Linked DNA regions of Homo sapiens: region 1 is linked to region 2. Evidence: read pairs that join two places in POLR2A ChIA-PET (ENCODE). Cell type or tissue: HepG2. All regions are shown on one strand. Links, peaks and the distances in the headings refer to the core of each region. The heading gives the core; the rest is flanking DNA. Region 1 holds the start of LOC124901788 (a long non-coding RNA gene). Region 2 overlaps RNF32-DT (RNF32 divergent transcript).

The links. Peaks named below come from ENCODE experiments on the same cell type or tissue, not always from the same donor. Only the 100,000 strongest peaks of a DNase experiment are listed, where the experiment ranks them.
Region 1: POLR2A ChIA-PET joins it to region 2 with 6 read pairs; 2 of 35 experiments call an interaction of 5 or more read pairs at or near these places.

The regions. Positions count from the first base shown.
Region 1 is chr7:155,941,524-155,957,588 of GRCh38, reverse strand. It overlaps LOC124901788 (a long non-coding RNA gene), which reads right to left and starts at 6,304. Exons shown (of 2, transcript XR_007060613.1): 1 at 5,181-6,304; 2 at 1,840-3,453. RefSeq lists enhancers at 2,373-3,101, 4,294-4,794, 5,180-6,379. In HepG2, for the core only: no CTCF peak of the experiment used is centred there; DNase peaks (open chromatin) are centred at 5,658 and 6,498; H3K4me3 peaks cover 1,134 bases; H3K27me3 peaks cover 300 bases.
Region 2 is chr7:156,608,004-156,624,220 of GRCh38, reverse strand. The region is part of intron 1 of RNF32-DT (RNF32 divergent transcript); the gene reads left to right. Among named protein-coding and RNA genes, the nearest start is that of RNF32-DT, 24 kb to the left of the region's middle. RefSeq lists enhancers at 3,381-4,070, 4,071-4,760, 10,881-11,000, 11,111-11,280, 16,125-16,217 and a silencer at 4,400-4,600. In HepG2, for the core only: a CTCF peak has its summit at 8,579; DNase peaks (open chromatin) are centred at 7,750, 8,560 and 9,290; H3K4me3 peaks cover 2,168 bases.

The DNA.
Region 1 (16,065 bases), core at 3,756-8,755, 660 kb after region 2:
CGTAACATGTCTCTCATCTGTGGGCCAGAGCTGTTATAGTGACCAGATGTAGTCTGAGAAGCCACTTCGAGAAGTGTGAGGCTCCGTCCGCAGAGCCCTGTGATCCTTCAAACTGTGTACGTCGGAATTCACTGAACATCATCTATCTATTGGGTGACTGTCTCACTGACCCCCTCTCTCTTCTTTCCTCTTTTTCTTCAATACTGTTTGACCAAATTAGGAAAGGTTTGAACCCCATTTTTTAAAATCTGAGGTGGCCACAGCAGCTGCCCCAGCCCCACACCTGTCTGGCCCTGTTGTGGAGCTGGCTGCACTGCCCTCGCATGTTACCGCTGACGTTTCTGTGGAGCCTCCGGCCTGCACAAGCACATAGGGTGTGACAGGCTCCTGAGGCTGCCATCGCGGAGGACCGCAAACCTTACATGCGGCTTAAAACAACAGAAATGTCCTCCCTCACAATCCCAGGGTCCAGAGGCCTGAAATCAAGGTGTTGGCAGGGCCCTGTTCCCTCGGAGGCTCTGGATGGAATGTCCCCTCAACCTTCCCAGCTTCTGTGGCTGCCGTCGGTCCTGGGAGTCACCAGGCTTGCAGCTGCACGGTTCCCATCTCTGCCTATAGTGCTATGCTATACTATATTATATCATATTGGACTACACTATATTATGCTATGCTATACTGCACTGTGCTATACAACACTACACTATACGATACTATGCTGTACTACACTACACCACGCCATACTATATTATACCCTACCACACTGTATTATGCCACACTATGTTGTGTCATTGTGTCATATTCTACTGTACTTGGTATAGCACTTGGTAGAGTGCAGTGTAGTATAACAGCATGCTGTGGCATTGCCGTTACATGGCCTTCTCTCTGTGTGTCCATGCGCTCTTCCCTCCTTAGCAAACACAGTCATTGGATTAAGGGCCCATGTAAAGACCTCATATTAACTTGAGCATATCTGGAAAGACCCTATGCCCAAATAAAGTCACATTCATAGGTACTGGCATCAGGATGTCAGCATAGTTTTAGGGGGACATGATTCAACCCACAACACTGAGAGATTATCCCAGAAGCACCTCTGTCGTCCCCTGTCCCTAGAAACACTGTCACCCTGACAGGATAGGTGCCCCTGGGGAGGGGAGGCAAGCACCCTGTGGCTTTCCTCCAGGTAGGAAGGAAGCAGTGGGTGACAGTAGTTTGTCCACTTTGGGGGAGGCCACCCATCTCGGTGGGTCTTCCTTTCCTCATCTGTACGTGTTCACCCCCCACATGAACCAGCAGAGGTGCTTAAGAAGCAAAGGAACTAATTACAGAAAAAGGAGTCACAAGTCTCAAGACCTAGTTAACATGGGAGGAGTTGGGTGGAGGGACCGGCTTGGTGGCCATTCACCTACAAGCTCATGGAAGCTTCGGTCAGTGATGACAGTGATAAGAGGGACCAGGTGGGAGACAGCCCACCATGGAGAGCAGGGAGGGCACTGCGTCGTGCTGCCACCTGCCCCACAGCATCCCAGGACCACCTCCAGGGTGGGTTTCCAGCAGGTTGGATGCTCTCGATGGAAGGACACCAGATGCTGCCACGTTGGGTTTCACTGTGCACAACAGACCCACAGACCAACTTCCTACCGGGGAAGAGCACGGGGAGAAGGTGGGGAGTTGGGTTTCCTGCATCTGGCTGCAGTGGGGAGCACCTGCACCTTTCCTGCATGGGGTCATGTGCTGTGCTGTTGCATTTCCAACAGGTACAGCCAGTTGCATGAGCAAACCTTGTAGTGGACGAAGCAAAGGAAACGGATCATGGTTTTGCCATCTTGATGACTGCCGTTCTGTGTGTACACATCTGGAAATGTGCTAGTCACACCATTTATTTAACTCCTAGAACTTTAACAAACTCTGCTGTCAAGTTAAAGTAACTGTTCATCTTCTAAGAGATTCACTCAGGGCTGGCCAGGTCAGCTAGAACACTGAGTCCTTGCAGAACAAACTGCTACTGAGATGGAGACCCCTTCCCCAGCCCACAGCCGGTAAAAAACCAAACACAACTGGAAGACTGTGGACGTCACTGCATTTGGGATGGAGGGAGGAGCATCCAGCTAGTGGTCCACAAGGAAACAGCATCTCTCCAAAACCAGGGACACGGCAGCAGGCCCGACACGACCTCCACAACCTCGGCCGCAGCAGGCATCGATCAGGGGCCTCTGCAGCGTGCTTGGCCACTGCGTGGTGGCAGGAAGACTGGACCCTCGATTCACTTTGCTTCTGGACGTCCTGGTGGCTAATGAGATGGTAGCATTTCCTCCACTGGTAAGCACCAGCAGCAGGGCACTGTTGAGAGGACAATGGTCCTTCCACGCCGGCTTCATACTCCCCTGTGGACTCCCTACACCTCCATCCACTGACAGCCTGAGAATGGTCATATGTGTGCACACTAGACAAGCTAAAGCTACCTCGCTGTGGGTAAGACGGTGGACTCTGATGTCGTATCCAAGTTCAAATCTCTACCCACTGTGTCCCTGCTGTGATGGGGAAGTTGGTCTCCCCGTCTTCGCCATGGGAGCACTGTCATGCTGACCCCGCTGTGCTGATGTGGTAAGTGCTGAGATAACACCAAGTCAAGGACATGGCCGAGCATCTGGTGCTTGGAAGAGCCAGAAGGACAGTGGACATTAGGGTCCTCACTATCATCGTCCTGCCCCCACCCCACCATCCGTTTGCCCTTCTGATGGGCGCCTGCTCCTCTCCTGACAGGTGCAGCCACTAAGCAGCCCTGTCAGGAGGTGGAGGGCAGGAGGAAGGAGTGCCAAGAGTGTTCTCCTCCCAGGCCACCCCCGACTCAGGGGCACAGCCAATCCCAGTGCGGGGCATCTCCTCCGGCTGAGCTCCCGTGGGACAGCTTCACAGTCCTGCTCCCACGAGGGACATCCCTGCACCCCACTCTAGCACTTGCTGGTCTCTATGTGACCCCCTGCTAAGAACCTGCTTCGAGTTCTTAGCTCTTCCACACTCATGTGAGAAAATGCTCCGGATTAATCTCTTCCTGCCATGAGCACTCAGGATGGCTTTCTGATTGGACCCGAATCAGTACTGGGCGTAGTCTTCTCTCTAGAAACCAAAGGTCCTGCAGTCTTGAAGGTCTCCATCCCCGGAGAGTGAGGTGAGGCTCAGTGATACAAGGCGCCCTCGCAGGGGTGGCCATGGTGGGTCTGCAGTCTCTGCCAGACTACAGTGTCGGCAATCAGCCCTCAGAGCCCTCGGAGCCCTCAGGGCCCTTGGCCACCAGGAGGCCCTGACTAGGCAGATGGAGTCTTTGTTACAGAGCTGGGCCCAAGGGGAGGGGCAGATGTGTGCCGGGGACTGAGGGCTGCGGAACCACCCTGGAAGCAAATATTTATTTCTGCAACAATCTCCATTCCCCAGAGTGCAGATAAGATTAGTGTAGCACTGCAGATAAAGAAAAATCGAATTTCACCTGTTGCCCTTGGCCCCACCTAGGCTCAGCCCCTACCCATCTCAGCCACAGGGGCAACCCTTGTGCAGGTGGAGCCCAATGGCCTCCCCCACTGCCCCAACAGAGCTGCTCGTGCAGCCATCAGCAACGCAGCTCCCACTGCTGAGAACAGCCGCCTGCTAAAGACCTCGGAAAAGCCAGAGGAAAAATGCAGGCAGACAGGAACCGAGGCAGCCGGGCAGCTGGGCAGACCTGGGCAGAGTGGGCGGTGACGCTGCAGTGGCACAGGAGGGCCTCTTGTGTGTCCCCCCAACCATCCAACGTGCTCTGCTCATTGCCCCTGCAGACAGGACAGGACCTGCTCGGGCCCCACTCATGCACAGCAGGCTCTTCCTTGGAGCCATCCTCCCCGGGCTCTCGGGGGTTCCTCTCAGCCTCCCTGGGAGCTCCTTCCAGCTCATTGGTGGCTTCTCTGTCACGCTGGCGAGCACTGCATCCCCCACCCCTGGCAGGGCTCCCTTTTCTCCTCTCTCCCTGACATCTCCCTACCACCCACTACCATGGCTTCAGTCTCCACCCATTGCCTTCTCCTAAACTTATGTCCCTTTCTTTTCTTTCTTTCTTCTTCTGTTTTTTTTTAGACAGTTTTGCTCTTGTCACCCAGGCTGGAGTGCAGTGGCGTGATCTCGGCCCCCGCAGCCTCCAGCTCCCAAGTTCAAGCGATTCTCCTGCCTCAGCCTCCAGTGTAGCTGGGATTACAGGTGTCCACCACCACCCCCGGCTAATCTTTGTATTTTTGGTAGAGAAGGGGTTTCACCATGTTGGCCAGGCTGGTTTCAAACTCCTGACCCTCGGGTGATCCACCCATCTCGGCCTCCCAAAGTGCTGGGATTACAGGCGTGAGCCACCGCGCCCAGTCTAAACTTATTTTCAACCCAAATCTTTCCCCCGGGCCCCACTGTGTATTCCCAGGTACCTTCCTATTGAATATCTCCAACCAATTACCCCTTAGACTCATCCAACTTCATCTACCCGAGATGGAGCCCACCCATTCTATGCACCCACATCTGACATGGCTCTCCCTCCCCTGCCTTCTGCACCAGGAGATGCCTGCTCATCCCAAGCCGCTCATGCCGGGACAGGATGTCCTCTCACCACTTTCTCTCACGTGCCCTCACATCCAAGCCCTGTCCCACTCGCGCCAGGCCACATCTGCAGCAAATCCACTTCTCTGCAACATGGTGCTCCAGCCCCAGCCACATCCTTGCTTCCTACCAGGCCACACCAGCTGCCTCCCCGCTGTCTCCCCACCGCTGGGCTTCCCCTGCACCCACGTTATATTTAATACAAGAGCCAGGTGTTCTTTCCAACACCAAAACCAGGTGAGTTTACTGGCTGAGCCCTTCCTGGTCTGTCGCGGACGTGGTCCAGGACTCCCTCCCCACTGTGTTTCTCCCCTCCTGGGCTCCTTACTCACTAAGCCCCCACACCTGGCCCAGGGCAGGCACCGTTAGCAGAGCTGAAGGCTCAGCTTGTGGGCTTGGGGGCTGGCTCAGAAAAGGCAACGTGAGCACACCCACATCTTTGCCTATTTCAGAAGAGGAATTCAGGGCTTTGCAGCCTAAAGCCATCAGACCCAAGAGGACATCCACAGGGATTCTTATCCTTGAAGACGCAGAAGCCCCACCTCATCGCTTGAGGCAGTGAAGGGGAAACCCACCTGCCAGGCACCTGCAGGCTTCCGCTGGCCCCCTTCACTCCCCTCTCCATCCAGTAGTCTTGAGTTCTAAGGATCCTCACAGGTCATAGCTCCAAGCACTCAAGAGAATGGAGGTGTGGGGATCCCAGGCAAAGAAACCACCTGGTGTCACTGAGAGAAGCAGAGGAGGTGGGCAGGGGCCCGGAGTCCCAGACGAACAGACAACCGCGAGGATGTGGGGTCTGAGTGCTCTCCTCATGATCAAACACACTAAACTGTCACCAGAAGACTCCATTCTTAGGCCTGGCTGTGTCACCAACCAGCCAGGTCACTAGGCAGGTCTCCCTGCCCCTCTGGACACAGCTGCCTCTCCTGGCAGAGCTGTGGGTCGAGTTGGAAGCTCACACGGCCCCTTTTGGCTCTGACACTCCACTGTCTGTGAGTCACTCTGGGTTCCGGTGGTTTGTCACTGGGGCTCACAGGGAAACCAAAGAAAGAACAATCGCAGCCCAGGGTAGCGAGTTCATGGGCGCCGGGTCCAGGGCTTGCGTAAGGAGGCCCAGTGACCTTCAGCACCGCGGTGACTCAAGGCGGTACTTTTCCACTGCTGGCAGGCACAAGCCCTCTAACGTGTGGCACCGGCACCTGCATTAAAACAATGTTTTGATGATGTTGCAGGGCTTAGATCCACCCTCAAACATGAAAACAAATAAGAGTCCGGGCCTGATGTTGTCGGAGCAATTCCCTGGATTCCTTGTCGAGTCGAGTCCTGCACGGAGGGACGGTCAGGGCTCGCTGGTTACCCGGCCTTGAGTCACCAGCAGCCTTCTCCCAGAGCCTCTGATTCATGGGCATGTTATTTGGGGAAAGAGTCACAAAGCCATCACCGGCTCCTTCCTCTTGTTCCTCCCAGCTCCACACTTGGCCATCACGGAGTGTTTTTGTTTCGCTGCAGTAATCCAGATAAGCCCTAATTGTTTTCGGATATCCCAAATGAGAGGCATTAAACCATCAGAATTTTCTGCATTCAATGTGTAGGACTAAGTGGCAATTCCTTACAGAATGGGCTTAGGTTCCAGATTCATCTGAAAACAAAACACTTCTAGCTCTGACCCCTGCGGAACAATAAAATCATGTTTTCAGTGTTCCCCTAGGGCCTGGCCAGATCCTCAGGTATCCTCAAAGAATCTGTCCTCCACATCATTTCTGCTCCTGAAGTCGGGGCAGACGGGTTCACCAGCCAACATCCTCTACCGAATCCTGGTTGACCAGCACACTTTTCCTCCCACTGTTTGTAGGTAGAACTTTCCTAGGCCACGCTCACTCTGCTGGCCGTGGACTATGCTCTTTGATGGCAAGGGCAGTCACGTGAGCGTGATGCACGGGGCCTCTGCCATCAGACCCCCCTGTTCCAACCCTGGTGCCCCTGTTCTGCCTGAGGTCAGCAAAATGGGGCACTCACGAATCCTACTTTAGAGGGTTTTCTTCTGAGTACTTAGTGAGTATTCATGTAGAGAAATTAGCCCAGCTCCTTCCCCACAAGGACCTTAACAATCCTGTCCATGATTGTCATCCAGGACAAACTGCTGCTTACTTATAACCAGAAGAGTTAGAACTCGTTCTGAACCTCCTGAGGCCAAACTGCCACAAAATTCCAAACAAATAAAATGTGAATGAATATTTGAAGACAGGGTCTTGGAAGCCCGACTCTTTAAGAGCTTGCTTTTAAGTGAAATATGTACACACACACACACACAAAGTGGAGAGAGGGGGTAAAGCAAAGATGTCCTTGAAACTTAAATCATGCGGCTTTTCCGTCCAAGAAAAACACAGGTCTTCCCTTGACATTTGGAGGCAGTTCCTTGTCTCTATTCCCCCACCCTCTTCTCTGGCATTTCTTTGAGAATAGACTGAAGAAAGGGGCTGTAATGCAGCTATAAATCCAGGTTGTATGCATTAGTAGTATTTGGAGCAGGGGGGATCTCGAGAGAAAGAATCCTGCAGAACTGTGGGCCCAGATGAATAAAAATGTCTTTCTAACTGTTTGGCTACCAAACCAAATAGAAATTAAATGTTCACCCTCCCAGATCTTCCACTTTACTTCGAGAAGCTTTTTGTTGCTCCTGTTTTGGAACCCACCACATTACGTTCAAATGGCACACAAGTGGGTCCCACTCATCGAATACCGTGACCCTGTGTATTCACTGAAGGTCAGCTTCACATAACTCCGAAATAGCAACACCGAAAATCTGAAATGATGGCATCTGAGTTATTTTATATCAAAAGTTACACTTCTTCTTGGAATTGAAGGGGAAAACATCAATAGATTCAACATAAAAACATAAAATTTTGTACATCATCAAAATGTAACATTTAAAAAAATTAAATAGGAATCTTGAGAAGTGCTTGTAATACATGTAGTAAAGAAAGGTGATACGCCAAACTACAAAAGTTACAGAAAAAAAACCACTAAGAGGCAGACAGAAAAATAGAAAAGGCAGCTAAATGGACAGAAAAGGAAATAAAAATCGCTAATAAAAAATTAACTGCATTAGTATAAAAGAAGTACAGTTAAAATAGCAAAGTGGTGTTTTTGCCTATCAAATTAGCCAGGGAATGTTAGGGGTGTGTACACAGCCCTACAGAGGGCTGGTAAGGTATGCTGGCGGGAACATAAATTTATTTAACCTTTCTGCAAAATAATGGACTCACATTAATCACAGACCTTGAAACAACACCCTTGCACTTTGGTACACTAGCTCTAGTGAGAGTAATTTATCTGAATGAACCAAGGAAAAATTGTTAATAAAAACATAGTATTTTGTTGACCAAGACAGGTATCAAAACCTCATTTGTAATAGCAAACATGTGAAATCAAAAAAGCATACCCAAATCATGAAATATTATTAAATCACTTTAAAACCCTGCTTACAAATAATCTTTAAGAGTAGAGGAAAATTATATGACAATACCAGAAGTAAAAATAGAAAAGGAAGAATATTAAATTTTAATAGTCTATAAGCTCAACCATTTAAAAATAGGAATAGGGAAAAGACTGAGGGGAATATATTCATATATCGGAGTAGTCATTTCCATGATCCTCATTTTATTTCTTTTTCTCATTTAAAAAGTTGCTATATTTTTAAAATATTCAATTATAAGCATAGATTCTTTTCCAAATAATTAAAAGGTTTTTGAAGCTATTCTATTCTACAGGAATTCTGAATGTGCTAAAACACTGGTGTAAGGTGAATCCAAAGAGTTGTAAGAAACAAACGCTGCTTCCAGACGTGCACAGGTGAATCCAACATGCGTGCACTTCCAACCTCGTGCATGATTCACCAGCCACCTGTCACTGTGGGGCCTGCCAGCCTTCACCTCACACACCTCCGTGACACGGTGCACTCAGCCACACGCATCTGTCTCCTGCACTAGACACACGGCTCTCAGGGAATATGTCTTATTTCTCCTTGTATCTCCAGGGCCGAGCAGGGTTTGTGCAATGCAGTAAACACTTAATAAATATTTGTTGAATAAATCAATGGCATATACCAGGCATTAAATAACTTCTTGTTGAATAACTCGAAACAAGAACTGTCGGGACCATGACCAGGGCAGCTCCACAGAGCTGATGGGGATTCGTGATCTTCAGCTGGGCCATTTCTGAGTCAGGGGTTTAGAACACACCCCATGGATTGGACAGGTGTCCGGTGGGCAGCAGGGACTCCTCCTCCTTCCCAGCCTACTCCTCCCTCTTGACCCCACACCTGCTCACAGGGTCAGTGGGCCCCTCAGCCCATCACAGGGCCGACTTCATGCCAGCCAGAAAGTTAAAGACTTCCCACAGGATGAGGTCCCAGACCTCCCTGGGATGACAGAGGATGACCAGCCCCACAGCACACCCCAGGCTGCTCCACAAAGCTGGTTTGGAGAGAAGCTTGTGAGGAAGAAGCACAGTTCGGTGACTGCAGCTGGACAGCGGTGTTCTCCAGCGTGCCACATCCCCATGGTCCCTTGCTGGCTCAGGAAATCCCTGCAGCTCCCTTAAATGAAGAATTCTACACAGAAGGACCCATCCTTGCCATGAGAAATTTAGACATCTAGGCTGATAATAACATTTTAAGTCTAGTCCATTCTAATTAAAAAAAAGGACCATGATGATTAAATTCCTACTCACAGAAAATTTAGAAAGCAAGCCATGAAAAACAAGCTCTTCGTTTCCTTACTGATTAGATCAAGGAAAGATACTAACAAGCAGTGGGGAAGTTTCATTTTGTTAGAGGACAGGACATTTTACGAAAATCTTAGAGCCCTTCTGCAGAGCTAAGGTGAGAAAAGACACAGTAATTTTCGCCTTGTTGCCATCCCACAGGCGTACATTTTTTCAGCAAGGTCAAGTATGACTCCCTGATACACGCAGTCTAGTAGTTTGGTGGCTAACAGGCAGTTAAGTGAAGGCTTTTGCTTAAGAGGAAGTATCTGGAACATACTTAAACTAGAGCATGTAACGTGTCTGCCTTTTTTTCATTTTTCTAAGGAAGAAGTAGCATTGTTGTCATATAATAAAAAGCAATTGCACAGGCCTGATATTCAAACTCAATTTCACATCAGCATCTCCTAATTCCTTATCCTGTGTTATATACCAACAATGCCCCTTCCCCACCTCCCACCTGACCCCTCACACCCTTTTTTTAAATACTGTAAAAGGCCCCCTTGTCAAAAGTCAGAAAATGCCAAGTCCAGGCTGAAGCTGGGCAATCTATAGTCTTGAAAAAGAAATTTCTAAGGCAACACAATGCCAAGAGTCCAGGAACATCAGCCTTAGCTGTGAATTTCCTCAGTTTGAGTGAGTTCCCAAAAATATCACTGACAAGAGCTCTTCAGTGCTTGAGAAAGTTAGATCACGAAAGATGGGGAAAAGCCTCTATTTTCTCCCTTCGCTGATTCCTGAATCCTCCTTTGAATCTTTGGAAAATAGTTTTGCAGATGACCTGAGAAACATGATGCAGATACTTTTCAAAACAATCTCTGGGAAACTTCATGCAGATAAAAGAAGGAAACCACCAGGTCTTACAAAGGAACATCGCTGAAGTCACCAGCAGCAACTTGAGACTACCTGCTGTATTTGAACTAGCTGGTTCTACGGAAGAGGCAAGAACAGAAAATGACACAGCACTCATGCCCTCAGAAATTTGACCAGAGGCCAGGTGCAGCGACTCATGCCTGTAATCCCAGCACTTTGGGAGGCCAAGGCGGGTGAATCATTTCAGGTCAGGAGCTCGAGACCAGCCTGGCCAATACGGTGAAACCCAGTCTCTACTAAAAATACAAAAAAAAAAAAAAAAAAAAACCCAGCTGGGCATGGTGGTATGTGTCTGTAATCCCAGCTACTTGAGAGGCTGATGCAGGAGAATTGCTTGAACCCAGGAGGCGGAAGTTGCAGTGAGCAGAGATCCCACTGCTGTACTCCAGCCTGGGCAACAGAGCAAGAGTCTGTCTTGAAAAGGAAAGAAAGAAAGAAAGGAAGAAAGAAAGAAAGAAAGAAGAGAGAGAGAGAGAGAGGGAGGGAGGGAGGGAGAGAAGGAAGGAAGGAAGGAAGGAAAGAAGGAAGGAAAGAAAGAGAAGGAAGGAAGGAAGGAAAGAGAAAGAAGAAACAAAGAAAGAGAAAGAAAGAAAGAGGGAGTGAGGGAGGGGAAAAAGGAATGAAGGAAGGAAAGAGGGAAAGAAAGAAAGAAAGAAAGAAAGAAAGAAAGAAAGAAAGAAAGAAAGAAAGAAAGAAAGAAAGAAAGAAAAAATTTGCCCAGAGTATAGAATAACTAGAATAGAGAATTTTAGGAAAGACTTAGTCCTTATGAAGGATCAAGGGAGAGATCGGACCCATCAAGTTCTACACAACGGACAGTTCTGCCTCCTCCCGCCGCCAAGTGGCACCCAGCACGGAGATACCCAAAAAGCGCCCGTTTCCTCGTCCTGCTCAGCATCCTGCCTACAGCCCCAGGATGCGCCTCCACCTTCAACACAACATTTACAGCTGACAGGGGCTTTGCAGGAAACGATACAATCTGGACGAACCTTTTCAGGAAGATCAAAGCGGCCCATGTTAGCAGAAGAGCGTTTTGATCGGAACCACGAGTTTGGAATCGCGCTGGCGATAGTGTTCTTGCCGTGCGCCAGCTAATGCTGACAGACAGAGGGCGGTTTATCCACGGTAGCCGGGTAGAGGGGACATGCAAGGGCGTTAGGGAAAGACTTCCTTGGAGTCCTGGTGTCACTAAGGATACGGCGAACCGCGTCATCTTAGCCCAGTGCCTTGGACCCTTGAACTTCTGTCTCTGCATCCTATGAGGAGGTTAAAAAAGATAATCCACCTGTCAGGGTTGTGAGGATGAAACACAGCAGCGTGCGGGGAAAGCTTGTGAAAATGTCCTCAGGACGTCCCCGGTGAAGGGCTTCACCCTAACACCTAGTGCAGCGGCAGAGTTGAGTGGATCACAGCTGCCGAAACGCACAGGGAAAGGTCCCTGCGGAGGCTCCTGGGTGGCCCAAAGGGATGAGAGCGCAGAAGGGAACCCGGGGACACGCCTTCTGAATGAAGCAGAGTAAAAGTTGTTGACACCAGCATCGGAACCCAGGGCACCGTTCTCACACCCCTAACAACCGCGGCCAAGGAAGCCAGAGTCAAGGCTAAAGTGTCACTGGTAGAGGGCTGTGACTGCAAGTTGTCCAGGTTCTTGGCGTTTTGAACAAAGAATTGGACAAGGCCAGGCGCCGTGGCTCTCACCTGTAATCCCAGCACTTTGGGAGGCCGAGGTGGGTGGATCACCTGAGATCAGGAGTTCGAGACCAGCCTGGCCAACATGGTGAAACCCTATCTCTACTAAAAATACTGAAATTAGCCGGGCATGGTGGCAGGCGCCTGTAGTCCGAGCTACTCGGGAGGCTGAGACAGGAGAATCGCTTGAACCCAGGAGGCAGAGGTTGCAGTGAGCTGCGATCATGCCACTGCACTCCAGCCCGGGCGACAGAGTGAGACTCTGTCTTAAAAAAAAAAAAAAAAAAAAGATTTGGACAAAACGCCCAGCAAAGCAAAGAAAGAATGAACCAACAAAAGAACAAAAGCAGGGATTTGTTGAAAACAAAAGTACGCTCCACAGTGCAGCGGCTCCAGAGCCCAGATACAGAATCTTCTTGGGTCCAAATACCCTCTAGGGGTTTCCCATTGGCCCCTTCCTGCTCACCTCATGTAAATGAGGTGGTAACCAGCCATCAGTCTGACAGGCTGTGGATAGCAACCATTCAGAGGCTAGAGTGAAGTTACAAAGTTGCAAACAAAGACTGGACCGGCAGTCAGCCTGATTTGTTGGGGACAGCCAGTTTCCCATCTGCCGCACAGAAAAGGTCAAAGGGAGTAGCCTCTGGTCCTTTTGTTATTTAGCATACAAAGCTAGGCTTCTCCTTTCAGTTTAGTTCTAGGAAGTCGTCGTGAAACAGCCTTAGGTCCTCTGCCTCCAGACCCTATTCTCCTGCCTCGGAAGGACTGTTCCCACACCATCTTGATAGGTTTTCACCTTCATTCCTGCAGAAGCTGCCCTGGATGAAGTAAACACTAGCAGCACCCAGTTCTCAAGCTCCATGAAGACCACACCTGGGCCCGTTCTGCTCCTACAAGCTCTGACCAGTAAAATGGCACCTTCCAGTACCCCAGGCTCAGATGGGATGCTGGTGTCCAGGGAGAGGTGAGCACTCATCTACTTTACTTTAGGAGAAAGAACAAGAATAATCTACTGAGCAAAACTGCTTCACCTGATGTCAGGCCTCACATGGCCCTTGCATGTTCTGTGATCCTACACGTCCCTCTAAAACATCTGCTGTGTGCCCAGGGCTACACTAGGTGCTGGATACCATAATGAAACCCAAAACACAGCCCCTGCATCCCAGGCAGATGGAGAAGAATGGCAGCGCGGTTAACGGGAGGGGCGTGTTCACAGCCCCGGAAATACTGCAAATACTGCAGCTACTTCCATCGCAGAACCGTGAGCTTGTTGCCCACTGACACGTAAGCTCCATGAGGGAGGGATTTTTTTACTGATGGATCTCAGAGTGTAGACGAGTATCTGGCGCACAGTAGGATCTTTGCAAATATGTGTTCAGTGGATACACGTATCGTCTTTTGCAAATTATCAAGCTACCTGGTGAATATTTTGGACCAGGAGTTCATGATCATAAAAAAGAGATTTCTAAAACACGTCTGTGCTTAAATGGGGGGAAACAAAAATTATCAACACATTTCCTGTTGAATGTAGGATCATTATTATGTACATTTTAGGTTAGAATGACCACAGCCTCTTGCACCCTAATTCCACCACCATCACCGTGAGAACTTTCTATTATCTTTTTGCATTTATCCTTACTGAAAGAACCCATGCCTGATACCAGACTGAACCATCGAGGTATCTTAACTCTATGTCTTAACTCATAAAAGAAACTGCCCCTGCCCCCTGCCCATCGTCATTTAATAAATCAACAGGTCTGTTTCAGTGGCCTGATGTGTAATGGCATTTATGAGCACTGGCGAAGTTATGAACACTTAACTGAAGCAATTAAGCCATGCCTTGCTCTTATTATTGTAAGAGATTGACTGGTGGTAATTTATTTTTTCCAATGCAGCTGACAAAAAGAGGTAATATTCATACTTACAGGTCATGCGGAATATGGGTATCAAAAAACCACTTCCTGTCATTGTTCATCACTGTGTTCTATTTTTCCTCTGAAAGGGATGGTGAAATATTCTCTTAACACAGATTTGGGTATATTTAGTGAGGCTTTCCTCAGAACCAGGTGCTGCCACGGAATCTCAGAATTCTTCTAGAAACCAGAGCTGGGGCTTTAGGGCCAGTCTCAGCTGAGCCTCTTCACTTATGGAGGAGAACACCAAGACCCATGTAAAGGAAGTGGCTGTCCCTGTTCACCCAGAGCCAGCAGAACAACCCAATTAGATGGTCGCTTCCCTCCAGCCTTCCCAGGGATTCCCCTGGGTGGGTGAGGACGAGTGCAACCCAACACTTCCCAGGTGGAAGGAGGCAAATTGAGCAGAGCCTCAGTATGCCTTCTGGAGTCGGGGTTTCCAGATCAAAAGCCATGAGCTTTTTTTAAATAAGTAATTTAAATAAGTTAAATATTACACATTGTTTTAGATAAAAATGTTAACGTTTTAAAATAAATATACAAACCATCCCCCAAAGGGGTGAACTGATTTATACTCCCCTCTACTAATATACGCTTATTAAAATAACATGTTAGCATTAAAAAATCCCTGCCGGTTTAATGGGCAAAAATGATCTCATTATTACTTTGATTGGTGTTTGTTTACTAGTGAGGATGAGCATTTTCTTACGTTCCAATAGCTTATTGCATTTTTCATTTTGTAAATTGCTAATTTACATGCCAAGTATAGTTTTAATAACATCATGAATGGACCGTGTGGCCTTGGAAAAGTTGCTCAAGGTCTGTGAGCCTCAGCTTTGGGACCTGTCTCTCGGGGTGCCTGTGAGACCTGAACACAGCATGACAGAGACCAGAGTGGGCGCTGAACTCCTGAGCCCCACTGTCTCCCCCAGCACTTCTGTCCATCCAGCTCCTCTGACCTCATCGACAAGAGGAAAGAGAGGACCGAGCCCCTGTGACAGCCCCTCCCCATGGCAGGGGCAGCCACCAGGGCACTGGGGCTCCGGGCAGAGGACATATGCCTGCCGGGTGTTCCTTCAGCCCAAGTCTCCATGAATGAGTCCCTTTTCTGACCCTCTTGTCCCTCGATGGTGCGTGAACAACACAGCATCTTTCCTTCTGTGCTGTTTGGGGGGAATCCCAAAGTCTAGATCAGGGAGATGACACCCTCCCTATTTCACAGCCTTCTCTCTTACATCTCAGAGGGGGCTTGAAAGATGGCATAAGGAAGAGGAGCAGAATGGCGCACATACGTCATGAGCAGTTGGTTGAATCAGTTTCTTGCCTGGGCTACACTGGTCTTTCCTCGGTGAGTGTTTGAGTTGCATGCGTGTGCACGAGTGTGCCTGTGTTCATACGTGAGTGTGTGAATGCTTGTGTGGTCGTGTGTGCATGTGTGCGCTTGTGTGTGAGCGCACGTGTGTGAGTGTGAGAGTGTGCATGCATGTGCATGTGTGCGTGAGACAGTGTTTAATCGAAATACTTGTAAACACTGCCCTGTGTGGTTTCCTTACAGACGCAAACAAATGCCATTTCCTCAGGAGCCAAGAATGAGGTGCTCTTTTCAAATTTTCTGTGCTCCACAGAGCTGTGCTTAGATGCTTCATGCTGCTTCGAAGTTCTGAGGCAAGATCCTAAGATCCTGCAACCTCACAAGCTCACTTACAAAGCATTACTGTAATGCATCCCAGCAAGAAGCTCTGTTTCACTGTAGCTTGGAGCACAAGATTGCCTTGTAAATAGGAAACGATGATGGATGGAAGACAGCAGAGGCTTGTGGAATTTTAACCCTGATGGTAAGGCTGCCGCTAAGAATAACCCTGCTGTGCTTCAGGCCAGGGAGGCTGAGCAGAAAACCCTCTTTTCTCATTGCCCCACCTGCCTCTTCTGGACGCAATCAGCCAAGGAGTGAACAGTCTTGTGGATCCCTTGTCTGCATAGCCTCAGAGCACTCTTGAGCCTGCGTTTTCATCATTCCCAGGCCTCCTGGATGAAACTGAGCAGCCCTTGATGCCTGCAGACAGTCTCCACTGAGCTTTCCTAGTTTATCTTTAAGTCCTGTCCCAAGAGGTTTGTCAGTCTCTGTCAAATAAGACATGTTGCTCACACTGAGACCTTGTTCTTATCCAGGCACAAATAAACTGCTATTTTCCATGATGCTTGGACTTCACTCTTGTTAACT
Region 2 (16,217 bases), core at 7,357-12,356:
TAACCATTCTAACAGATGTGAAGTGATACCTCATTGTGTTTTTAATTTGCGTCTCTCTGATGATTAGTGATGTTGAGCAATTTTTTTATTAATTTTTTTATTGAGACAGAATCTCACTCTGTTGGCCAGGCTGGAGTGCAGTGACACAACCTTGGCTCACTGCAGCCTCCATCTCCCAGGCTCAAGCAATTCTTCTGTCTCAGCCTCCAAGTAGCTGGGATTACAGGCACCCATCACCACACCCGGCTAATTTTTCTATTTTTAGTAGAGACGGAGTTTCACCATGTTGGCCAGGCTGGTCTTGAACTCCTGGCCTCAGGTAATCCTCTCGCCTTGACCTCCCAAAGTGCTGGGATTATAAGCATGAGCCACCACGCCCGGCAGAGCAATTTTTTATATACTTTTTGGCTCTTTGTATGTCTTCTTTTGAGAAATGTCTATTCAGGTTCCTTGCCTATATTTTAATCAGGTTATTTGATTTCTTACTATTGAGTTGTTTGGCGTCCTTATATAGTTTGGATATTAACCTCTTGTCAGGTGCATAGTTTGCATATATTTTCTCCCGTTCTTTAGGTGGTCTCTTCACTCTGTTGATTGTTTCCTCTACTCTGCAGAAACTTGTTAGTTTGTTGCAATCCCATTTGTCTATTTTTGATTTTGTTGCTGATGTTCTTGGGGTCGTATCCAAAAATGAACCAGGCCAATGTCATGGAGCTTTTCCCCTATGTTTTCTTCTAGCTTTATAGTTTCAGGTTTTATGTCAGTCTTTAATCCATTTTCAGTTGATTTTTAAAAATCTGGTGTGAGAAAGGGTCTAATTTTATTCCTCTGCATATGGATGTCCAGTTGCCCCAACATGATTTATGGAAGAGACTGTCCTTCCCCTATTGTGTGTTTTTGGCATTTTTGTTGAAACTTAATTGCCCATAAATGTGTGTATTTATTTCTGGGCTCTCTATTCTGTTCCATTGGTCTATGTGTCTGTTTTTATGCCAGTACCATGCTGTTTTGATTATTATATGTTTGTAGCAGATTATGAAGTCAGTCAGTTTGATCCCTCCAGCTTTGTTCTTTTTGCTCAAGAACCTAGATTGCTTTGGCTATTCAGGGTCATTTATGGTTCTATACAAATTTCAGGATTGTTTTATCTATTTCTGTGAAAAAATGTTATTGGAATTTTGATGGGGAGTGCATTGAATGTGTAGATTGCTTTGGGTGATACAGACATTTTAACAATATTAATTCTGTCAATCCATGAACACAGGATTTTCATTTATTTGTGTCTTCTTAATTTCCCTCATCATTGTATTACAGTTTTCAGTTTAGAAGTCTTTCATCTCTTTGGTTAAATTTATTCCTAAGTATTTTATTTTATTTTATTTTGTAGGTATTACATATTGTAAATGGGATTGTTTTCTTTTTTGGGTAATTTGTTGTTAGTGTATAGAAATGCTCCTGATTTTTGTATATTTATTTCATTTCATGTGTGTTTACTGAATTTGCGTATTAGTTCTAACAGTTTTTTGATGGAATTTTAGGGTTTTCTTTTTCGTTTTTGTTTTGTTTTGTTTTTTGAGACAGAGACTCACTCTGTCGCCCAGGCTGGAGTGCAGTGGTGCGATCTTGGCTCACTGCAATCTCTGCCTTCTGGGTTCAAGCGATTCTCCTGCCTCAGCTTCTCGAGTAGCTGGGATTACAGGCACCGCCACCATGCCCAGCTAATTTTTTGTATTTTTAGTAGATATGGGGTTTCCCCATCTTGCCCAGGCTGGTTTCAAACTCCCAAGCTCAGGCAACCTGCCCGCCTCAGCCTCCCAAATTGCTGGGATTACAGGCATGAGCCACCGTGCCCTGCCAGGATTTTCAATATATAAGATCATGTTGTCTGCAAACAGGGACAATTTAACTTATTTTTTTTAAGCATCCCCACAATTTGGATGCTTTCCATTTCTTTCTCTTGTCTAGTTGCTTTGGTTTGGACTTCCAGTACTATGTTGAATAAAAGTAGTGAGCCTGCCCATGCTTGTTTGGTTTCTGAGGAAAAGCCTTCAATTTTTTTTTACCATGAGTACAGGCATACCTCATCTTGTCGCACTTCACTTTATTGCACTTTGCAGATATTGCATTTTTTTACAAATTGGAGGTTTGTGGCATCGAGCAAATCTACTGGTGCCATTTTTTTCCCACAGCCTGTGCTTGCTTTCTCAGTGTTTTTAGCAATAAAGTATTTTTAAGTTAAGGTATGTACATTTTTTAGACATAATGCTGTTGCATACTTAATATACTATAGTATAAACATAACTCTTGTAGGCACTGGGAAGCAAAAAAATTCATGTGACTCTATTGCAAAATTAGCTTTATTGCAGTGATCTGGAACTGAATACACAATATCTCTAAGGTATGCCTTTATGATGTTAGTTGTGGATTAGTCATCTATGGCTTTTATTGTGTTGAGGTACACTTCTTCTGTACCTAATTTGTCAAGAGTTTTTATCATGAAAGAATATTGAATTTTGTTAAATGCTTTTTCTGCATCTATTGAGATGATCATATGGTTTTTATCCTTCATTCTCTTAATATGGTGAATCACACTTATAGATTTGTGTACGTTGAACCATTCTTGCATCCCTGGGATAAAGACAAATAAAATCAGAAACGAAAGAGGAGACATTACAACAGATACCACAGAAATACAAAGGATCATAAGAGACTACTGTGAAGAATTAAATGCCAACAAATTGGACAACCTAGAAGAAATGGATACGTTACTAGACACGTACAGCCTACTAAGACTGAATCACGAAGAACCAGAACATCTGAATAGATCAATAATGAGAAAGGAGATTTGAATCAGTAATGAAACATCTCTCATCAAAGAAAAGCCCAAGACCTGATGGCTTCACTGCTGAATCTTACCGAACAATTGTAGAACTAATACCCATCCTTCTCAAACCCTTCCTAAAACATTGAAGAAGAGAGAATACTTTCAAACTCATTTCACAAGGCTAGTTTACCCTGATACTAAGTCAGACAAGGACACTACAAGAAAAGAAAATTACAGACCAATATCCCTGATGATCATAGATGCAAAAATCCTCAACAGAATACTAGCAAACCAAATTCAACAGCACATTAAAAGAATTATTCACCATGATCAAGTGGGATTTTCCTACAGATAGAAAGTAAAAAGTAGTGAGTTTAATTTTTAGATAATTTATTTTGTTTCTAAAGGATCTTTCTAAAATATAGAAAAAAATGAAAAGACAGGCATTGATATTCTGATTTTATTATGAAAATTTTCTAATGAAACATTTATAAGAATATTGCTATTCAAATATCCCTTCCCACTTCCCACTGGCAACTGTGCCATCGGTATCTTTGTCAACTTGTTTCTCACCAGTGCAGGGCATCATGGACACTTAAGGATACAAGGTAAAAAGATTGCAAAGAAAAAACTGCAAATTCCATGAAAGGTTCAGGATTTAATGGAATTGACGGAAATGACGTGGCAGGCTCTTAGGTAAAGCTGTTACTGATTAAAGATCTGGCGGAAATAGACCTGATAATTTTAGAAGAGAAAATGACAAGACTGATGGCCAGGAGCTTCAGAAGAGAAAAGACTTGCATACTGAAGGATTAAGGAAGGCTTCAGGAATGCATTGAAGAGCCTCTTGATCATCTGCAACACAATGGAAGTCAAAGTTGAATGAATACCACAATGCAGTTTTTCAGTCTGGCACATATTAACCATGCTTATGCCCTGTGACCCATCCATTTGGCTCCTATGTCTGTTGTAGCTTGTAGTATTGTCAGAGGCGTGTGAACCAGAGCAACTCCATCTTAAACAGGAGCTGGGTAAAACGAGGCTGAAACCTACTGGGCTGCATTCCCAGACAGTTAAGGCATTCTAAGTCACAGGATGAGATAGGAGGTCAGCACAAAATACGGGTCATAAAGACCTTGCTGATAAAACAGGTTGCAGTGAAGGAGCCGGCCAAAACCCACCAAAACCAAAATGGCCACGAGAGTGGCCTCTGGTCGTCCTCACTGCTAGGTTCCCACCAGCGCCATGACAATTTACAAATGCCATGGCAACGTCAGGAAGTTACCCTATATGGTTTAAAAAGGGAGGCATGAATAATCCACCCCTTGTTTAGCATGTCATCAAGAAATAACCATAAAAATGGGCAACTCGCAGCCCTCAGGGCTGCTCTGTCTATGGAGTAGCCATTCTTCATTCCTTTACTTTCTTAATAAACTTGCTTTCACTTTGCACTGTGGACTCACCCTGAATTCTTTCTTGCGCAAGATCCAAGAACCCTCTCTTGGGGTCCAGATCGGGACCACTTTCCTGTAACAGTAATGGCCCCAGTTCTCTACCCGCTTTTGGTTGTGGAGGCAAGGACCAGCCAAAGGAGAACAAACAGGCTGTTTATTTACAGCTTGTGATAACAAGGAATTCAGCTCCACCACCTGCATTCAGCAGGGGCTCAGAGGTGGAGAGCAGGAAAGCTGTAGAGTGAAGAAAGGAAAACTTCTAGGGTGTCCTGATTGGAGGTTGCCAGTGTGGGGGTGGCTCATGCAAAGTGAGCATCGCATGCCAGTGGTTTGGCGAACATATTTGGCTTTCTCTAGTTAGTCCTAATTTGGAAGCAGGGGCAAAATATACAGAAACTGGGTGTCGTGGACCTGGAAGGAAACTGAGGCACAGCTTAAGCCACAAAGAATTTTTCTGAGCCACATTTGAGTGACTGTAGCCCAGGAAATGCTTCCCAGTTACCTTGGGAAGTGCTTCAGAGGACAAGGGAGGATTCCAAGCTTTTAAAGAAAAAAGGATGAATCAGGAGAGGGGGCAATTGCAAAAGTCGTTTTTCAACTCTTACAATGGGTTTGATTGCAGTCAAAGCAGCCCTGGAGCTGAGGGTTGGGTGTAACTGTAAGAAGCGCCCTTGGAGAGGGAGAGGGCCACCACAACAGATGCCTTGGCTCACCCCCGCTCAGCCAGGGGGTTGTAGTCTGGGATTGAACATTCTCCACTTAAGCCGCCAGAGGCTCAAGCCCAAGTGGCCTCCCAGCTCCAGCCTAGGCCCCTTGACTAACATGTCGCAGGCTTCCCTGGTCAGGCTGTTCACCAGGTCCCAGGGTTCCCGGCCAGTCGGTCCAGAGAGCCTGGCCTTCCTTCCCCAGCTGCTGCTGCGGAGGCCGTGGTAAGCGCTATGCTGTCACACTTGGCCTGGCCTCTGGCTCTCATCCGTTTGTGTGCTGTCTCTTGATGCTTCCAGGCTTGTGTTATTAGGGAGTGTTTCAGTAACCCTGTACTCCAACCCTGCTCACCCCCAGACTCTGGTTTCAGATATTCAGCTTCACTGGATTTACGAGTGGGCCTGCAGGCTGGCGGTCCTGGCCGGGCTGAGCAGAAGCTTGTTTTGAGCTTGTTTTGGTCTCACTGATGACTTACCGTATGGACAGGCAATCTGCTGAAGAAGAAACCCAAAGCAGCTAACGTTCAAACGGAGCCGCAGGCTGCTGGCTAACCTGGCCTGGGCCGGGGCAACTCAGCCGTGGTGCCCCAAAGCTCTTCATCCTCCAGCTACCCAGCTCAGCTGTGTTTCTCCATGAGAAAGGACGGGAAGCCTGTGTGCACGCCCGCTGTGGGCCTTGGCCGGCGTGTTTGCTAACATGCCAGCCGTCGAAGCAGGACACATGGCTGAGCCCAGGTCTCCAGGGGGAGGGACCGCACAGCTGCCCGGCAGAGTGCACACAGGGGTCTCCACCGCACTCTACCCAGTGACTTTGTGATTTTCCGGGTGTCGCCACATGATTTGCTTTGTTCAGGAAAGTGAAAATGGTTGGATATCAAGAGAAAACTGCTTCTTGGATGGTTTGACAATTGCCATGTATGAAACACAGCATTACTACTTTTATTTATTTATTTATTTATTTATTTATTTATTTATTTATTTATTTATAAGAGACAGGGTCTTGCTCTGTCCCCCAGGCTGGAGTGCAGTGGCACCATCATAGCTCACTTCAGGCTCAATCTCCTGGCCTCCAGCCATCCTCCCACCTCAGCCTCCTGAGTAGCTGGGACTACAGGCACAAGTCACCATGCCCAGCTAATTTTATTTTATTTTATTTTTTGGTAGAGGCGGAGGTCTCACTATGCTGCTGGAGCTGGTCGTGAACTCTTGGCCTCAAGTGATCCTCCCACCTCAGCCTTCCAAGTCGCTGGGATGACAGGTGTGAACCACTGCATTTGGCCTGTTACTGCTTTTTAAACGAGATCTTAGTCCATGAGTCCAGAATTTATGAATTCATAGATAGAATATTTAAAACGAGGCCACTGGACTGCTTTTCTGCAGTTCACATATCTGTTTTATTTTCACAGTGCAGAGATAATTTGGAAGTAAATGTTTTTGTGGAAATTTTAAGTGTCATGGGTGGCTCTTCCATTCGTATAGTATTTAAGGATTTATTTTCAACATCCACAGGAAAACATTTATTCCTTTAATTAGGACTGGACTCAGTTTCCCAGTTAGGAGCCATTAAGTAGTAACAGTCTTGCTGGTGGGTTCCATTTCCCCCATATTTAAAGCCTGTGTAGTAACTGTCACTCTTTATTACTCTTAAAATGAATCATAAAGGAATGGAGTTTAGACTGTATTTAAGTTCAGCAGGTGTGCGCTTCTAGACTCCCGTGTGCGCTGCGTGCACAGAAACGGGTGCAGCCCAGCCTGGGGGAGACACCACAGCTGTGCCCGTCCTGCCACGACTGCCCTGAGATGCGCCCTTGCCTGGAGACCATCAAATCATCCAAGAAGCAGTTTTCTCTTGATATCCACTAAGACAAATGTTCTGCCCAAAACCTTTACCTCGTGTACACTTTATTAATGGAAAAAGTAGTTTTATGCAAGTAGAAATACTAAAAGAAACAGAAATAAACGGATAATACACGCAAGTATCACTTCCCTCTGTTTCTGAAATTGTTCTGTTTTATTGTAACTCTCTCCGTGGTTTGGTCGTGGCATATTTTAATGAATGCTTTTATTCGCGTCTTTTCCTGCGTCAGTCCCGGCATGGCCAGTGGGGATCCGTGTTTATTCCTTGAACTAGGACTTACTATTCCGCGCCCTTTTATGAAAGCGCTGGGCCAGGAACACAGTTCCAGGTTCACCCGGCTGAGCGCGCTGCCCTTGCGGAGGCCGCGGGTTAGCGGGAGGGGGGCGCAGATGCGGGGTGCGGGGGTGACGCCCGGCTGGGGAGGGGGACACGGAAGCCAAGAAGACTCGCGGGAAAGGCGGGTGGAGAGGGCAGAGACCCGAACCCAGAGCGCTGCGCTGCAGGGAGGGGACGGGCCGCGGGCAGGAGCGGGGCGCGGGGCGCGGGAGGCGGCAGGGACCGGGCTGGAGCCCGGGCGCAGGGGCGCGGGGTCGGGGCGAGGAGGGGCGCGGGGCAGGAGGGCGCGGCGGGGGAGAGCGCGGGGGACGCGAGGTCTGGGGGCGCACGGGGTCGGGGAGAGCGCGGGGCGGAGCTCCTTGGAGAAAGTGGTTCCAGCGGGGAAAGGGGAGTTTTGGACTCTGCGTGTGACGGTGACTTTTCTGCAGGGTTTTTGCCCCCACCCGTCACCGCAGAGGCCTGCAGCTGTAGCGGAGCGGAGCAGGGCGGCCGGGGCCTTCCCTTCTGCCGCCGCCAACGTCCCGGGTGCTGGGCCCCGCGGCCAGCGCCAACGCAGGAAAGACCGGGGCGCCAACGCCGCTTTGCTGGTTCCCTCCTGGGTTCTGTGATGATACATTCAGCCCAGCGTTTTTGCTGACCCTAAACCGGCCCACTCCCAAATTGTGGTTCTGGAGGATCCCGGGTCGCGGGCGCTGACACGTGCGGGTGGAGCCCGCTGAGACTGTGGAGGGGTGACGGCTGGCCACAGTTGAACTTTCAGGTTCTGGCGGGACGTCTGAATCCAAACATATAGGGGTGTGTGTGTGTGTGTGTGTGTGTGTGTATATAAAGTGCATATGTGTGTGTGTGTATATATATAGTGCATGTGTGTGTGTGTGTGTGTGTATATATATATATATAAAGTGCATATATGTATATACTTTTTATAAGTGGAAAACACAGTTCTCCTGGGATCCAAAATATTGTTTTCCTGTTTTCTTAACTGTTTGTCCTCACCACGCGGCCCAGTACCCACCCGGAGTGGGCAGCCGAAGGATGTTGTGGAATTCATAATATCCGGTGGTAGAAGTACATTAAACTACTTTGTAACAGGTGAAATAACAGGAGGGTTTCTCCCGGATTCAGGAAGGGTTCTGAAAGAAAAGGTGAAGGCATCCGTTTTTAAGTGTTAGAGTAACTCATTCATTGGAAGGAACTGTTCCCATACAGTTTGGGTTTTACAAGTAAAAGGACAGGTGCAGAGCTCGGCTCTGTCACTGGGTGCGTATGGTCTTGGGCAACTTATTGCACTTATTTTGAGCTTCAGTCCCTCATTTGGAAAATGAGAGTGATAATATCCGCCTCGGGGGATTGTGGAGGGATTAAATTAGGTAACCTGTGAGACCCTTTGCCAGGGCCTAGTGGGCAGCAGTGCTCAGGAAACGCAGTGTCCTTTGTTCTTTGGCCCAGACTATGGCCGATGAGACGTACCACCTGGGTCTAATGAGTGATTATGTGGCAACTTTATTCAATGCCATTCCTTATTAATGGGCACCTTGTGGCAAAAGTTAACATGGGAAAGAAATAGGCTGTTGTAGAATTGTTAAATAATATTGAAACCTTCTTTTGATACAGTCTGGTTGGGTACAGATATACCACAGAAAAATTGTTTTTAAACTAAGAAAATAGAGACAAATGAACATTTTTTATTTGAATATAGACCATTCCATTTAAGTTTTGCAGAGTTTAAATTTAGCAAGTTGAAACCACAGGTTTTTGAACAATGGCAATTTCAGAACTTCTGGTATGTGAGTTTTGTGTCTTTTCCTCATTATTTAAAGCTCCTCATTCTTTGAGAGTGTAGTAAAGTTCTATCATTTCAGACATCAGAATTAGCATTGAAAACATGGGATTCTTTATCTGGATTGATGAAAGTAATTTATTGTTTGCTGTGTCAAACACAGCATGCTATTTGTCACATTGTGGTTTGTGTATCTTTCTAGAAGCTTTCAACTTTGATCTGAGGCAAAGTACACTCAGTAGCACAGATGACAGAGCTAAAAAAAAAAAAAAGCCAGTGATGTGCATTGTCACTCAGAGACTCTAAATCAACAAGCATGGAGACGCGGAGTAAAAAGCCACCTGACTTTAAAGAGGCTTGTACGTTCTTGTGAGAGAGCAGACCTCTGCCTTTCTCGGGGGAGACAAAGGTGTAGAGCGATTTATGAGTTAAAGATCGGGTTCACTGTGTGCAACCCAAAGGCACCTCCTCAAGGCCAGAGCCTGGTCCTGGCCTGCAGCCTTAGGTAAACACTCGCATTTAAAAGACCGCGCAGAGCCGGGACTCCGTGCACATAAAGGCGGCTTTCTTCAACTGTCATCAGAGTGGATTTTAGAACGTGCTTTTAATACTTACAAGGTTGATGTTTGCCTTTTAAAAAATGCTATTTGAGATCGTTTCTTATTTAACTTTCACCTTGGCGTGCCTTTTACCTGATTCGTGGCAGCGTTAAGGAAACTCACCTTGTTGTGAGATCAGACAAAGATTTAGAGCAGTGTCGCACAGTGTGACCTTTTAGAAGTCAAGGCTCCACCAAATCCTTGTTTAAACACCGTAAAAACTGGATGAAAAGCAACAACATATAATCTTAATCTGAACATTTGGTCTCAGATTCTTTTTATTGCGCTTGGGTTGATTATTCTGTGAGATAAATTAATCGTGTCCCAGGATAGCTGTGTACTTCCATTTCCTTTCTGATTTTTAACAGACAATGGCCCAGATCAATAAAACGGCAAAATAAAGAGGTTTGGAATGAGGAACATTGTTGCATACCTAAGTCTGTACTCTTCTAGAGAATGATTCTCAAAAGAAATTCAGCTATGCTGTTAAATCTGCATTTGCAGAGTTAATTATTAGTAGGAATTTTAAACTTGTATATTAAAATGATCATTAATAGCTGCAGAATAATGCATGGTCCAGATGCAACAATTTATTCAAGCATTCCTTTAGTTATTGGCATTCTCTGTTTTGTGTTTTGTAGTAAGAATATTCCTGTCCATTTATATTTATGTACCTGGTGTATTTTAATTCAAGTATATTGAGCTAAAAAACACATACCCCTTTAAAATTTTACAATTCTATGAATTTTAGCAAGTGCAGACTGTCTTGTAACCACCATGGAAATCACAATGAAAAACATACCCATCATCACGAGTTTCCTGGTGCCCATGTGCAGCCAGCACCTCCCATCACGCCCAGGTGGGACTGGCTAGTTGTAGGAAAACAAGCTCAGGGTTCCCACGGATTCTACCTTACAGTGAGTGGTATGATTATTCCATTATATATTACAATGTAATAATAATGGAAATAAAGTGCACAAATGTGATGTGCTCAAATCAACCCAAAACCATCCCCATCCTAGGTCCATGGAAAAATTGTATTCCACGAAACTGGTCTCTGGTGCCAGAAAGACTGGGATCTGTTCTAAGCCTTCTCCGATGAAGTTGCCCTTTGGTAAGCTTTCCCGCGTAACACAAATTTATCCATACTCCGTGTCCACCGAAGAAGTCTATCCACATAGTTCCTGCAGAGACTGCCCTGTTATCAGTTTTCCAGCTGTATTCCTTCCAAGTCCTGGGCCATCCATTCATACTGATGGCTCCTGCTGTCTTGGGCCATATTCTCTTTGGGGCAAAATGAACAGCCAGGTGCTTTTCTGGGAGTTCTGCCCACTGCAAATACTTCCCTCAACACTGTCCTTCAGAGCCGTCTCTCCATTTCTGGGCAGATGTAGCATGTATTGTGCACAATCATCTGTAAATGAGGCCTGAACCTTTGATTTCTCAGTCAGCGGGTGGAGGGTGCTCGTCACCGGGCTGCAGGCCTGCTTGAGAGAGGATGTGACTGGCAGAGTGGCGCCACGGGGATCTGAGCCACGCGCCCATGTGGCTTGTGCTTTAGAATCATCTTGGGTGGAGCCAATATTCACCACTTCAACTCAAGGACAGAAAGCTGCTGTGGCTTTGTGGTCGGAAAACACCCAGCTCATGGTGAAGCGTAAGAGAGGAGGAGAAATGGGGCAAACTCTCTCTGCCTCCCTGCAAAAAAGAAATCTGAAGTTTTAAAGAATATCTCCAAATCAGATATAGGAGGATTCTATTGATAAATTAAAATGAACAGACACTCTCTCAAGTAAGCAATAAGCTGTGTTTCTTGTCGTATAGATCTTACCTCAGGAATTTTAAAGCTTATCTATTGCTTGCATCCAAGGTTCTCTTTACCTTTACCAGGTAAAGGTGTCTTTGTTTGTGCTGCTACAATAGCATACCTGAGACTGGGTACTTTACAAAGAATGGAAATTAATTTGCCCACAGTTCTGGAGGCTGGAAGTCCAAGGTCAAGGTGCTGGCATCTGGTGTGGGCCTTCTTGCTGTGTTCTCAGTGATTCTGATGCAGCTAAAGCTGGAGGACCACTGGCAGAAGGCAAGAGAGAGCCGGCTCCCTCCAGCAAGCCCCTTTACAAGGGCATTTAGTCTCATGGCCTAATCGCCTCTTAAAGACCCACTTCTTAATACCATCCCATTGGCAACACCTGGATTTTGGAAGGAGCATGTTCAAACCACAGCATGGTTTTCTATGTGATTTTGGTTGTATACAGCATGGCTGTATCATGCTAGGCAGAAATATGACCTTGTTATTGTCTTTATTTGGAGATTAAATCGGGTTTAAGGAGATGTGTATGGGTACCAAAGTGACAAGGGGGGAAGCTTGGGATGGTGGATTTTGGATGTCAAGGTGACAGGGTATTAAGGGATGCCCAAATAGCTGGCAAAGCACCATTTATTCTTATGCTTCAGTGGGCATTGGGCATGGCCCTCTTCTACTGTAAGGGAAATCCAGTTGGCCTGGTGTTTGATTAGAATGATTGTGCTGCCCCAGGAGTGTCTGTGAGGGAGTTTCCGGAGGAGTTTGGTGTGTCAGTCAGTGGACTGAGTGGGGAAGAACTGCCCTCAATGTGGATGGCATCCTCCAATTGGCTGGGGGGTCCTGGATGGAGCACAAATGCAGAGGAAGGGTGGATTCTGGCCCCTTCTCCCAGAGCCAGGATGCCCTTTGTCTCCTGCCATTGGACACTGGAACTCCAGGCTTTATGGCATTTGGACTCAGGGACTCACACCAGCCCCCTGTGCATGACCCTCTCTGGTACTGGGGCCTTCTGCCTCACACTGAGAGTTATAGCACCGGCTTCCCTGGTTCTGAGGCCTTCGGATGTGGTCTAAGCCGCGCTGCCAGCTTCCTGGGGTCTCCAGCATGCAGACGGCCTGCTGTGGGCCTCCCCAGCTTCCATAATCAAGTGAGCCAATTTCCTGATGAATCCCTTTCCTCCAGCTCCTATGAACCACGTCGGTTCTGTCTTGAGAAGCCTGGCTGAAACGCTAGGCGTTGCAACACTAAAGATGGTCTCTATTTCCTTCTTTAAATCACACACACAAAGTTCAGTGACAGGCTGTGTGTAAAAGGCCAGATTCCACAGGCATTCCCACACAACAGGCTTTAGTGACTCCTAGGGCATTCGCTCAGCAAAAGTTAACACTGGGCACTTACTCTGTCCCATTCCCTGTGCTGGGCAGTGGGGGACAGCAGCAGGCAGGAAACTGAGGTCCCTGCTCTGTGGAGCTTATAATTTAGTGTAAGGCGGGGCTAAGACTCACCCCAAGAAATCAGTGAGCAGACCACAGTGCACAGGCCCCACTCCAGGCCATTAGATAGCTCAGCTGACTCGGGAGGAACAGCATCTCCAGGGGGCTTTCTGACTCTGTCTTGGTCAACAGTTAATCCATGACTGAGGCAGAGCATTAAAGAATGTCCAGTACGTCTGGGAATGACACAAAGCTCGGAGAAACAGCAAATGCCTCATCTATCACTCATGATTGAATAGAGAAGTTGCCGGGAACTGATGTTTAACCTTGGGCTGTACATTGGAATCACCTGGGAGCTTGAAAAGCGTCCCAGTGCAGTCCGATGCTTTGGGGAGCAGGCCCTGGCTGGTGCTTCTCAGCAGTGTCTTCATCTTCCGTCTCCACTGGGCTCTGGCCACGCTTTCTCCACGGCAGTCCTCAGACTTCGTTCTCACAGCAGCAGCAGCAACTGGGAACTTGTTAGACATTCAGATTCTCGGGCCCCACTCCAGACTCACTGAATCAGAAACTCTGGGAAGGAGAGCCAGAAATCCATGCTTTAATGAACTCAGGTGACTCTGATGCAGCTAAAAGCTGGAGAGCCACGTTCCAGGAATACCCTTTCCCCAGGTAGTTCTCATCTTGCAAGACTTGGCTCACACGCGCTCCCTTGCAAGACATCCCAGCACCTGTAACTCCCTGTCCACACAGGCAAGTCGTCCTAACACGTCAGATAGGAAATCGTGATGGTGGCTTTGTGCCTGTGTCTCTGCTAGACCTTGAATTTCCTAAGGGAAGGGATTTTTTTTCCTATTCATCTCTTCATACTCTGGAGCCAAAAGTAGTACCTGAAACCTATTGGGAACTTCAAAGTAGTCTTTCTCTTCTTAGCCAGCGACAAAAGAAGAAAGTTCTGGCTGCCGTGCTGGGCCTCTGACCAGCTGCCCGTTCTTGCTCCAGGGCCTCCTGCCCTCTGGCTCCTGCTTGCTGCCGGCTCCTCCACTTTTCTTCCTGAATTCGGAAACAGAAGTGGGGCTAAGTAGCTCCCCAGCAAGGCGCACACCAGGTGCTCGGGAGGCACAGATGCAGCTCCTGACTCAATCTCTAAGCACGGGGCCCGTTCAAGTTCAGCACCCCAGCTTCTAATGCAGCGAAGATTTAAGGAGGAATCTCAAGACGTAGCTGTGGAGTCTTAGGGCAAGGGAATAAATACTATTTATGTGTTTTTGTCTTTAATTTGTCTTCTGTAATCCATATGCCTCAAATCGGGATTAGGTTAGAATCTAGTTTTTGATGTTCTAAGTATAAGAATACTGAAAAATCGAGTCAGGTTTACTTTTCCTCCCATGCACTGGATGGATGCTGAGCTAGAACTTTCTCTTGGTGTGTGCTAGGACTCATCTCCACAACAGTTCACTTTATTTAACCCTATTGCTCCTATTAAAATGGTCGGTTTTACAAGGCAAACCTAATATTGGAAAGGATACTAGAAAGGCACACATATTTACTGAGCATTTACTACTCACCAGGCATTATTTTAGGTAATTTTGCATAAATCGTCATATTTAATCCTCATTCTACCTTTTAAAATGGGAAGCACGTTCTGTGTTAAGAAAAAAAAAGCCAAACAGCCCAGAGTTAGAGAGTCTAAGAGACTTGTTCAGAGAGGTAATAAGTGGTAGTGGTGGAATTGGTAAATATTTATTCAGAACTCACAGATAGTTTTGTGTTTAGCACTTGTTCCATACGCTAAGCTTGTAGGAAGTCCATGAAATAAAACTTATTTTAAATGTTCAATTCTGGTTTATTGTCACCGATAAGTCAGTCTGAAGCAATTTGAAATTGTTTCTGATTTTAAGGAATGACAATGATGTGACATGTGTTAAGTCCAACTTTGACATTTTGTGGGAAGAAATCCTAAAATTCTAAACACTAGATTTATGCCAAGAGTAATTACTTCCTAGTGTTCTGTTTATTTAGGAATTAACCAAAAACAGAATTTTCCAGATATACTATTTTCTTTAGTAGGAAAAGAATCACCAGCTAAAACCATTCTCAGAGCCATCTGACCCTGCTAAGATCATGTCATAAATGTTGGGCTTCACTGTAAGCACTTTGGTCCAGAGTTCAGTTTCAAACAATGGGCTGTGCAGAACTGGGCGTTCTGAAATTCTTGACAGCTTTCCTGTTTGCTCACTGGGGAGGGTAGATAAAGACTCGCTTAGGTGCCTCTTATCTCTAGAATTCTGTAGATGTTGTTGGGGGGCTGGGAGCCTGGGAGAGCTCCCCTGGCATGGACCAGGGCTTTTCCTACCTTCCAGTGTGCCTTAGTTGTAAGATATTAAAGAGGAAAAAACCCCAATAAGCAAGGACGTAGTGAGTGCTCGCCCTCCTGTAATACAGATAGGAGGAAAATATGTAACAGAATAAAAATCCCCTTGGGAACAATTAAGATGACTTGGCTCATCGCCCTTCCTTTGTAGAAGAGTAAATTGAGAAGAAAGTAAGTAAATTGGACAAGGTTGTAGATTATGATCAGCACGAAGTCGACTCATCTTCTGATCTAATAATGATTCCACAACACCTTCAAGGGGCATATTGTTTAAATTAAGAAGACTCGTGGCTGGGTGCGGTGGCTCACGCCTGTAATCCCAGCACTTTTGGAGGCCGAGGCGGGCGGATCACCTGAGGTCAGGAGTTCGGGACCAGCTTGGCTAACATGGTGAAACCCCCTCTCTACTAAAAATACAAAAATTAGCTGTGCGTGGTGGCGGGCACCTGTAATCCCAGCTACTAGGGAGGCTGAGGCAGGAGAATCGCTTGAACCGGAGAGTCGGAGGTTGCAGTGAGACGAGATCGCGCCATTGTACTCCAGCCTGGGTAACAAAGTGAGACTCCATCTCAAAAAAAAAAAAAAAAAGACTCACTTAACATCGACAAAACGAGGAATAACTAAGCATCTGTCCATTTGACAGGAAGTCAGAGGGGCGGATGGGTCCCAGGCAGGGGCTTGAGAAAGAGTCTCCTCGGGTGGACGTGTGGGCAGGAATGTCACCGTGTGTTCAGGGCCAGGAAGGAGCCTGGCTGGACGCTGCGGCCGCAGTGGGAGGAACGGCCTGGAGGGGAAGCGGGTGGGGGCGCCGCGGAGCCCACCGGGCTGCAGGGGCTGGGCCTGGTGTCCTCCTATCCTCAGAAGATCGCACGCAGGTTTAGGAGGCATCCGCTTTCTACCCCTCGGTCTCTATATTTCCACAATGATTTGTAAATACTTCTTTTGCCAGTGAACAGACCTTTCCGTTCCGGTTTTCTTTTCATTTTTAAACACATCTGCCTTTCCAGCAAGTCTGGGGCCTCTTGAGGCTGGAGCCCGTCTCCCGTCTGCA